2 separate regions of the Homo sapiens genome follow, and region 1 is linked to region 2. A link is an interaction called in ENCODE POLR2A ChIA-PET data of the cell type or tissue named here. Cell type or tissue: Panc1. All regions are shown on one strand. Each heading gives the region's core, and the rest is flanking DNA. Links, peaks and the distances in the headings are about the cores only. Region 1 overlaps AFG2A (AAA ATPase AFG2A). Region 2 overlaps AFG2A (AAA ATPase AFG2A).

Region 1 (5,382 bases), core at 171-5,170, 200 kb before region 2:
AAACCACACCACAAATTTCCAGGTAAAACTGATTGAAACTTATGCTCAGAGATATTTTCACTGTACTTACATGACTTGAAAATCTGTAAGAACCAAAGCCCCTAAATTCTACTGAACATACTTCAAACATTTTGCCTAGTAAAATTTTTTTTAACACTCTCAAAAAATTTTAAAAAGAAACAAATTTTCTCTGGAAAGGATTTTCAGCATCTTGAATATATATATTTTCTCAGAGTGTATGCAGCCCACTCTTCTCTTGATAATCTTCATAAAAACGTCTCAATGACTCAGGAATTCTAGGTGTCACAGTGCTCAAGGCCTGAGTGAAATGTCTTTTCATGATGAGATTGGCTTGAATGTCTTCTTCCAGAGCCAGAAGAGCTGCCTCTCTGCAGACAGCTACAATCTGAAATTTTAAAAAATAAGTAAATAAAAGGAGGTAGAAAACAATCAGTACTCTTTTAGAAACATAATATTCCAAATATTCATCTGTGGTACCTTCTACAACTAAATGCCCATTGCTAAAATTTATCTGCAAGAATTAGTCCACTCAAGTTTTCAAAAGGATAAAAGGTAATCATATACAGAGCATTCTGTTCTTTCCTTCATCCCAAAGCAACGTATTAAGTACTCAGAACCAGGAGTGCCAAAAGATATCTAAGAAGTGGCATTTGCTTTTAAGGGCATTTGCTCTTAACTGTAAGGGTAGGTAGCTGTGCACGCACATACTTTTAACAAGGGATGGCAAAGGATGCATGTCTCTATGTGGTGGAGGGAGGCGGGAGCCAACGGTCAAGGGAGGGCAGAGGGGGAGATATTCTGATACAGAGTGAGGCCTTGCTCATCAACACACCGTGTCATAGCACAGAGTTTCCACATTCCTTTCAACCTTTGATGTATTACCAACATGTAAAAGCATTTCTTTATGTGTATCTCTTTAATGAGTTCTTAAATCTCAGGAATATCAGATAGGGTTGTCAACATTTACTTTGGAGAGCTGCATTAGAACAGAGAAGTGAATGCTGTTTACTCAGCCAGGAAAGCTGGAAGAATTGAAAAGAATCTGGGGAGGGGGCGGAATGGATGCAGAGGGAGGAGGGAGGAGGCAGTAGGAAAACGGAAGGGGAGGAAGGTTCAAGAATCCCGAAATGTGTTTTTAAGCTCTCTGGACTTCAGACAGCGGAAGCAGGCTGATGCCAGTGTCATTCTAAAGACACATTACGGTAGTGAAAAGAGCTTGTGGGATGAAAAGAGATATTGTGATTTTCAGGGCAACAGGGAAAACAGTGATTGATATTGACTGCGCCCTTATATTGGTAAATGAAAGGGCCAGCTGAAACACATTTGTCCATCCATTCAGCGTATTTTCTCTGTTTGTTCACTCACTGAAAAGAGTTCCTCTGCTTATGCTGGGCTAATGGCTGCCAAAGCAGTTTAGTAGCTTTTTAGGGGATTTAGCAGCATGTTTAGGGAGCTTTCAAAAACATGCATAGATTTAGATGGCTTTGTCAAATTACGACAATGTAACTATTAGTTCTGGGCTTCATTAATGAGCGCCGAAGTTAACTGTAGTGGTTATGCATGTTAATGTTTTTCTGAAAAAAGAGGGTGGCTATCATCTTGTTGAAGGAAAAAACAAAACTTCAAGGGATTAGTAAAACCACTTTATCACATGTTCTGGTGCAAAAAGAGCTCTTTTGAAAACAAGAATGTGATAATTAATAAGCACAGTAAAAACCTGTGAAATGACCAGCATGGTAAACTGGCTATCCAATGGTTCCACTGTGTTCTAAGGGGACCTTGGAGATCTCTACAAAGGGAGGTGAAGGGACCAAGTGGGAAGAGTCCCCACCCACACCCTTCTGAGCAGCACTTCTTTCATCTGGACAAGAATTTGAAGCAATGGTTGCAAGGCTAAGAAGTCTGAAGAATCACTGGAAGAGGCAAAGAGCACTACATTTCCTGCCAGGTGACGGAGCTCTCTTTCTCTCTCCTGCATACCTCCCCCACCCCTCATAGCTGAGACTCCCTCAGAGAATAGAGAGCCTGGCACATAATGGTTGGGAACATTTATTGAGCACCTACTATGTGAGTGGACAAATATTAATTACTGTACTATTTCATTTGCTATATGACTGATATCTCCCTGTTTTTGCACAGTGCAGTGATCTTGCTAATAGGGGTATGTGTAAAGTCTGATGGAAACACATCCAACAGAGTGGCCAGATGAGCATGTGTACCATGGTGGCCAGGGCGGGGGTTGGAAAAAGAGCAGGGTTGAGAAAAAAAGAGGTAACCAAAAGGCTGCCTGGAACCTCTCAACGTTTCTGGGTTTTGATTCACATGGCGAGATGGGCGGTTTGCCCCGCTGGCACATCCGAGGAAGGGAACCAATTGTCAGACAGGCTTTCACTCTCAACACACAGTAATCAAACTGGCAGAAGAAGAAATGGTTGTACTCCTGTAATCACTGGAACCTCAGGGAGCCTAATACAGCACAGTAAATAAATGTAGGTAGTGGGAAATGTTATATCATTAGGGCCTAGAAGGCTGTCCTTAGGGTCAGTTCCCCTGGGCATTCCTCTTTGCAGAATCACTTACTTTCCTTCACATTTGCTTCTATAGATTTTCTCTCTCTTTTTTTTTTTTTTTTTTTTTTTTTTTTTTTGAGACAGAGTCTCGTTCTGTCACCAGGCTGGAGTGCAGTGGCGTAATCTCGGCTCCCTGCAACCTCCGCCTCCTGGGTTCAAGCGATTCTTCTGCCTAAGCCTCCTGAGTAGCTGGGACTACGGGCGCGTGCCACCACGCCTGGCTAGTTTTTTGTATTTTTAGTAGAGATGGGGTTTCACCATATTAGCCAGGATGGTCTCGATCTCCTGACCTTGTGATCCGCCCGCCTTGGCCTCTCAAAGTCCTGGGATTACAGGTGTGAGCCCCCGAGCCCAGCCTGCTGCTATAGATTTTTCTATGAGCTATAAGTTGTTGTTTTGTGGTGGCTTACATGGTAATGACAAAGCGGCTTTAGTGATCAGTTATGGTCAGAGAAGTAGTGACCACCTGAAATGTGAATGTTTGTAACTTGGGGCCTCTAGTATATGTCAACATTTGGGAAAAATTTCCCTACTATATTTAGTACTCCCCTGTCTCTTAAACAATTCCATCTAGCTTGGAGAACTACGAAACTTGAGATATAGAAAACTTGGACAGAGTTTTGACCAGATCACTAATGGTTGGATGAGATAGGGATGACCTAGAGAACTTCTGAGTGTTAATGAAAAGAGAAACATGGGTACTCAAGGACCTCAATATGAACGTGACTTCTTCTGTGTAGAGGAAGGAGTGCAGCTGTCTGTATGTCCTAGGGCGGGAGAAACACTGCCTGAATTCAACACTTGCTTCAATAAACATTACTCTGTTTCTTTTTATTTATAAAGGATGCTCTGAAGAACTAGTCAATAAGGTCATCTTCTTCTGCCACTCTTACTTTCCTATCACATTTACTTAGCAATATACTGCCAGTAACTGAGGGAAATGTAACCAGGACACTACAAATAATTAGCCAGTCATTCTTTCGTCAATCAACATCCACTGAATAGCTACTCTGTGCAATAACTATATTAAGCCAGGTGGAAGATCCAGGCATGTCTAAGATATAGCACCTGTCTTCCCCTGCTCACAAACCAGTAGTGGATGCATGTAAGGTAAATGCCGTGTGTACCATGGTATTAGAAGTACTTTCAGGGAGGCAAATGGAAAGGGCTTTAGTGTGGAGAGAAGGAATAAGTTACAGCTTTGGAAACCAAAGTGTGAAGAACAGAACTGAGACATGCATACAGGTAAGGGAAAGGAATAAAATGAGTAGAGAAGCAGCAAGGTGGGAAGAAAGAAAACACGGATTACATTGAACTAGCCTCAGTAGACAGAATGGAGAAATTTTTTTAAAAGAATAATTCTACCATCAAATATAACTAAAATTCACAATGATAGTGTTTTCAAAGTCATGTGGGCCACAATGACAGTGAAAGCTAGTCAATGCCAGTCCTCTCTAAAGCTCTAAACCAAATCCACAAGCAGCTGATGCACAAGCAGCTGACAGAGCGCCACTCCTAAAAGTTCCTTTTGTTTTTATTTTTTCCTCATGAAAAGGCTTCTTAGTAGAAATTCCAAAAGCAAAAGCATTGACTGGATTATTGGTTCTTTTCTCCTACCGCGAATAAAAAGGTAGATTTGGAAACAGATGTATTCTTAGGATGTCCATGATGGCTGGTTTCTATTTGCTCTGGGAGCCACTTACTGTGGTATGAGTTCCAAGATATGATATAATATCTCCCAAGAAAAGTGCAGCTCTCCTGCTCTTCTCATGGTCCACGCCAGCATTTCCGTTAAGAAATCAGTGTGTTCAGGAGAAGTATTCCATGGTCAAATAAGTTTTGGGCAACACTATACAGGTTGAGTATTCCTTATCTGAAATGCTTGGGACCAGACATGTTACAGATTTTGGAATATCTGCATTCTACTTACTGGTTGAACATTTGTAATCTGAAAATTTGAAATCCAAAATGCTCCAATGAGCATTTCCTTTGTGTGTTATGTTGGTACTCAAAAGTTTTGAATTTTGGAGCACTGTGGATTTCAGATTAGTGATACTCAACCTGTATATATTCTGTTCCCCATGGTGCACAATAGAATTTTAAAGGTTTTACAAAGGCTACTAATGATGGTCAGTTTGATTTTCTTTAACCCAGTGCAATGGTCTGAATGTTTTTCTCCAAAATGTATATGTTGAAACTTAATCTCCAATGCTACTAGTATTAAGAAGTGAGGTCTTTGGGAGGTGATTAGGTTGTGAGCGTTCTGTACTCACTGACAGAATTAGTACCCCTATAAAAGAAGCCTGATGGAGCTGGTTGGCCCCTTCCACCATGTGAGGACACAGCTAGAAGGTATGTCTATGAGGAATAGGCCCTCACCAGACACCAAATCTGTTGGCACCTTGATCCTGGACTTCCCAGTTTTCAGAAGTGTGAGCAATAAATTTGTATTATTTAAAAATTGCCCAGTCCAAGTTATTTGGTTATAGCAGCCAGAATGGACTACGACACTCGTTGTTTCCCATAGAACTCTTCCCCTCCTATTTCTGGCAGAATATCTATAAATGGTTTAATGGTGATCTTTGGCACATACTTTGGGAGATACCAAACAACTCAATCAGGGCACATTATGGCTCTTGCTTATTAGCATAGCTTTTTACTTTTGCTCTCCCCATTCCAAAATAGAAAAAGGAAGCGGGTGGAGGACAGAAACACAAGGAATAGACATATAGACATATTCCTTGTGTTTCTGAGAAGATGGGGAGAGGACATGAGAGACAGAAGGAAGGCC
Region 2 (5,382 bases), core at 105-5,104:
TCCACTCAGGTGGGGCCGGGCTGACCTACCTGCAGGCGGGGGAAGAGCACGGTCTGGCATGGAGGGGTCTCAAGGCAGAGTTGGACCCAGGGGTGCTGCAGTTGCGCACAGAGTGAAGGGAGGTGGGCCTGAACGCACAGTGGGGCCGTACTTCAGGGGTGTGGGGTGGAAAGCGGGAGTGGCGCCCGCTTCCCAGACCTGGCAAGCGACTCTGTCGCCGCACCCACCCTGCTGGCGGCTCCAAGTTCCTGCACCTCAGCTGGAGGCTCAGCCCGGGCCACCGACGCTGCAACCCCAGGATCCACCCCACGTCGGAGTGACTGTTCAGCCTGGCGCTCCCGACAACTGGGTTTGGGGCCCGCGATCTGCCCCAGAGGTGCCCCCCGGCAGGGTCTCAAGCTGTGCGAGGAGGAGCCCCAGGCTGCCACCGAGAGCCGGGTCCACAGGGGGAACTTGCGGCAATGTCATCCTTGCCTTGGACGGCAGCCCAGCCCAGCGATGGCCTGGAGCCCTGCTCCAGGCTGCAAGGAGGCAGACAGGATAGCAGAAGCAACTGTGAGAGCAGCAGTGGCAACAGTCTCCTGTGTCCCATGTCCTCAAGGTGGACTGTGCCACCTCCACCCTCGCACAGGTAGCAGGACCTGCTACTAAGTTCGGAGCCGCCATTGCAGCCTCAACCTCGCGCCCCACCATGTCTTGAAAGCCCACAAGCACCTGGCCAAAGGTGCTGCCACTGGGACTCACAGGACTAGCCCTGGGAGCATCGGGTTTGTTTGTGCTGGGTTGGCCAGGGCCACTATGCCACCTGCACCTCACCTGCCACCACTGTGGGAGATGCAGAGAAGGCAGCACAGTCAATGCTGCACACTCTGCAGAGCCAGGGACTGGCGGGAGCTCTGCCCCTTATGAGTTGGTAGGGTGAGAGCTCCCCAGGCACAGCTGCAGCTGCCTGGGTTGTGGCTGTGGGCCTGGGTCTCCTGGTGCTCTCGAGTACCCAGGTGGGTCCCCCATCATCAGCAGACTCAGGGGTATCTGCTCCCATTGCCTGGCCTCTTCCTGGTCCCAGCGTTGTTGTGGCCCAGCCAGGTGTGTGCTGCTCCAGGCAGCACTGACACACCAGCCTCCTGCCACCTTGGCCCTTCTGGACTATGGATGCCAAGTAGGAGAGGGAGGCCAAGATGGAGCTGAATGAGGCTCTGGGCTGGCCTGTGGGTGCTCCTTGGCACGGGTGTGAGCAGCCTGGGTGTGATGGGCAGCAGCAGGATGCAGACAGGTTCCTGGGTGGGAAGGGGCAGGGCAGGTCCCTGGTGAGGCCTCATCTTCAGAACAGGGCAGGCCTGAAGGCTGGGGGCCAGGCTGCCAGCCCTGCGGACCAGAGTGGGGACTTGTGGTGCCTTTACCGCAGGCCCATGGACCAATCGGCATGCACTTCCTCCCCTCTGAGGCTCATAAAAGCCCTGGACTCAGCCAGAGCAGAGCAGAGCCAGTGGAGGGACCGACTGCAGAGAGGAGCTACCCTCTCTGCTGAGAGCTGCTGAGGTCAGGATGATCAACATCAGAGAGGAGTCTACCCTCTTCAGGGCCTCCTCTCTGCTAAGAGCTGCAGACAACAGGATGACCAGCAGCAGAGAGGAGCTACCCTCTCTGCTAAGAGCTGAACATTCGTCGGGACAACCTGCCTGCAGAGAGGAGCCACCCACTCCAGGCCTCCTCTCTGCTGAGAGCTCAACACTCAACGAGATGACCTGCCTACAGAAAGGAGCTACTCACTGCAGGCCTCTTCTGAGCTTTTCTAACTCAATAAAGCTCCTCTTTGTCTTGCTCACCCTCCACTTGTCTATGTACCTCATTCTTCCTAGATGCAGGACAAGAACTCAGGCAAAGGCGCCACTGGCCACAGAGGTTGCTGGTCAGAAAAGCAACAGCCCAAAGATCCCATAACAAAATCAGGCCCAACCTTGGGGAAGGGCTGCAAGAATTTACATATGAAAACTGAAAATAAAATCCAAGTCATCTGTATTCCTTTAATTACTGACAATCTTGTTTGATTAATCAGCACAATCACTCTTGCTAAAGGTTGATTTGGTGAGGATTTTGTAACTATTTACAGCCAGATTTTTTTTTTTAATATTAACTGGATATGACGCTGCAGCATACTGAAAGTTATCGCAAATGCAGGAGGAAGCTTTAATCCCTGTAGAGATCGTCTGGGTAAGTGAGCAAAGGCTCTGACAGTACAGATAATACAATTCAGTTCCAGGCCAAAAAGCTGTATTTGTTTTTGTTGTTTTTCTCCTATCCTATTAGCAGCCTGTCTCCATGGATTTGTCTGGGAAAATAAACAGTAAAGCAAGCAGCCCTCTCCATCCATTAACTCATCCTCCTAGCAAAGATCCCAAGCAAAGCTTTTGGAAAGATCATCTTTTTAAATGCACATGTGTATATTAAGTCAAACTCAAAACCAATGAAAATAAACACAAGAAAATGCACACACAGAAAAATAAGTATTTATACAGACCCTTAATTCCTTGAATCCAAACACATTGGAGAAAAAAAGCCAATGATACTCATCAAATATTTATAAACATATGAAACAGGAAATATAAATATATGAATGACTCCACACTAACCTCTATTAATTAAATTACACTAGATTAGTTATAAACCAGATTTAACTACTAATGGTCATCTTAAGTATAAGCCTTTAAAATCTAATGTTCAAATTGCCCTCCAAATCCAAGAAATAAAAATCTTCAGATTTTATATAGATATTTACTTCATCAAAAGTAAACAGCAAACTCATTTTGGAAAAAAATCAAAATATCAAGAAAAGAAAGCACATAGGAAAAATCTAAACAGAGCTTCTGTGCCTGTGGATACTTTTGGAAGAAGCTTTTATGGTCTGGAAACAGAAAAAAAAAATGTCAATGCTAATGGGAATCAGATATAAAAAAAATTCATTATCCTGTATTTAAGTTTCTACCTTCTACAGTATGTACTTTTAGCCAACCATTCAGACAAAATGATTCCATATCACTATTCTCTCTGATGGAAGAGAAACTGATATGTGAAAGAAGGAAGCAGTTAAGTTTTAAAAGACTCAAATGTGATATGTTAAAAATACTGACTATAAAAGAAATCACATCCTTAAATCAAGAACCATTTTGGTAGCATTTCTGCTTGAGATAGAGAATGCTAATGTCACAGACTCTAACATGTAACTCAAAAGAAGACTGCATCCCTGCTTGAATTTTAATCCCAAGAATCTGAGGATCACATAAAACAAACAAAAATTAACAATTTAACTCAATTATTTTTGTTTTTCTTTATCTCCTTATTTGTCTTTATGAGGACACTATAACTTCTTTTTGACAATTATAGAAAGGAGCAACACCAATATTAAGCTATCTTTTAATTTAACATTTCCAAAATCAAGGAAGAGTAGTTTCCACTCAAAGGGAGACTCTAAAAGATTTTGGAGTCCAGAGTTCTGAATGTATGCATTCATTCAGTCAGCCAGCCATTCATTCACTCAATAGATAATAATTTAAAGCAATTTTATTATTAATAGTGTTCATAAAGTTCTTCTAAAATAGTAAGTATAGCTGGGTGCGGTGGCTCACACCTGTAATCCCAGCACTTTGGGAGGCTGAGGCAGGCGGATCACCTGAGGTCAGGAGTTCAAGACCAGCCTGGCCAACATGGTGAAACCCTGTCTTCACAAAAATACAAAAATTGGCACATGCCTGTAATCCCAGCTACTCAGAAGGCTGAGGCAGAAGAATGACTTGAACCCAGAAGGCAGAAGTTGCAATGAGCAGAGATCATGCCATTGCACCCCATCCTGGGCGACAGGGTGAGTCTCTGTCTCAAAATAATAATAATAATAATAAGAAGAAGAAGAAGAAGAAGAAGAAGTATAATACAAAACTAATACTTGTATAATATTAAAGTATGAATGAAACATCTTCACTATATTACCATAACTGACCTTTTACTCTTTCCTGGCTATCTATATTTGATCTACTATTAAAGGGAAAAAAATAAATTCATGATAAGACATAGAAAGGGAGGCATTTGATGAAGTGACAAAACTTAAGTATAATACAAAACTTGAATCTCTCAATTTTTCCAAACAAGCTCTTTTTCATAGGCTACCATAAGACTTTAATATACAAACTTTATCAGAAATGCCAATATCTTCATTGCTCTGTGGTTTCTGTCTTTCATCAAAGAAAGGCTTAATGAATCATGTTCATCATTCTATTAAATGTAAAATACGAGGGGTGTCCAAAAATATATGGGTCTATGCTACTCAGAAAATATAAAACTCTATGCTAAGTCAGAATACAAGTGTTCATAGGTCTCATATGCTCAAACCAATTTGTACAATCAATTTTCACAGCTATATAAGGCCAAATACATGTTATGAAGATGTGAAAGGTAAAATGAAAAAAAAATACAGGTTGGCTTAAAATTAGAAGCAATGGCTTCAACTTCAAAATGAAAACAGGTAGGCATTTATTACTCCACGGAATCAGCAAGCCATCTCCTTTTGTGTAACATTCTTCTCAGGTTATTCAGAAGCATACTATGTTATGAAAATTTAAATTTTAAATGTCTAGAGTATAAGTTTTCTAACACATAAAATTTTTAAATAAAGTATGGATAAAAAGTATAGTCATCTGATGACACATCATGACAATACTGGAGAAAAATGACATGCTACGGGATAAAGAATAAGGTATCTGGGGAGACAGAAAGTCCTGCCTTACAATACTGCCTTCATTACTTACTAGTTCCTGAATCATGGCAAGCTATTTAATCTCTTTGAGCAGTAATTTTCTCATCTTCAAAATGTAAACAGAGGTACTACTTTGCAGGGTTGTCAGGAGAGTTACAGATTATGTACATAAAGCACGGTGTGCTGTGCCTGGTATAGTGCATGTGCTCAAATAAAAGTGGTAATAATTGTTATTATCTTAGAGTAATATTTCTGGGTTTTTCTGATTTCCCTTTATGTATTCAATTTTGTATTTTATTTTTTACTTCAAATATAATACCTAACAAAATAAACTTGTAATAAAATGCATAAAAGCAAATATTAATTTTCTGTAGATATACCTATAAAATTCAGTATATACATGATAGTTTTGCTTGGATTACATTTTTACTTCTTTGTTTTCCATGAAGAAAATCCTTGCTGCTTACGAGAACATTTGGCTTTTCTCACTGTCTGCCAGAATACAGGTTTAGGTCACAAATGTGAATGTGAAATATCAACTCATGGAAACTTGGCTGCAGAATACTGTTCTCCTTACCAATTTTGCAACTATGTAAGCAGGGCAATCAACTATCACCAAAACACAGTCATGAATATAA

Evidence for each region. ChIA-PET counts read pairs that join two places held together with the same protein. Peaks named below come from ENCODE experiments on the same cell type or tissue, not always from the same donor. Only the 100,000 strongest peaks of a DNase experiment are listed, where the experiment ranks them.
Region 1: POLR2A ChIA-PET joins it to region 2 with 5 read pairs; 2 of 35 experiments call an interaction of 5 or more read pairs at or near these places.

What each region holds. Positions count from the first base shown.
Region 1 is chr4:123,308,912-123,314,293 of GRCh38, reverse strand. AFG2A (AAA ATPase AFG2A) reads right to left here. Exons shown (of 16, transcript NM_145207.3): 16 at 1-406. The coding sequence ends at 230. Among named protein-coding and RNA genes, the nearest start is that of SPRY1, 85 kb to the left of the region's middle. In Panc1, for the core only: no CTCF peak of the experiment used is centred there; no DNase peak of the experiment used is centred there; H3K27ac peaks cover 48 bases.
Region 2 is chr4:123,110,244-123,115,625 of GRCh38, reverse strand. The region is part of intron 14 of AFG2A (AAA ATPase AFG2A); the gene reads right to left. Among named protein-coding and RNA genes, the nearest start is that of AFG2A, 190 kb to the right of the region's middle. In Panc1, for the core only: no CTCF peak of the experiment used is centred there; no DNase peak of the experiment used is centred there; H3K27ac peaks cover 2,414 bases.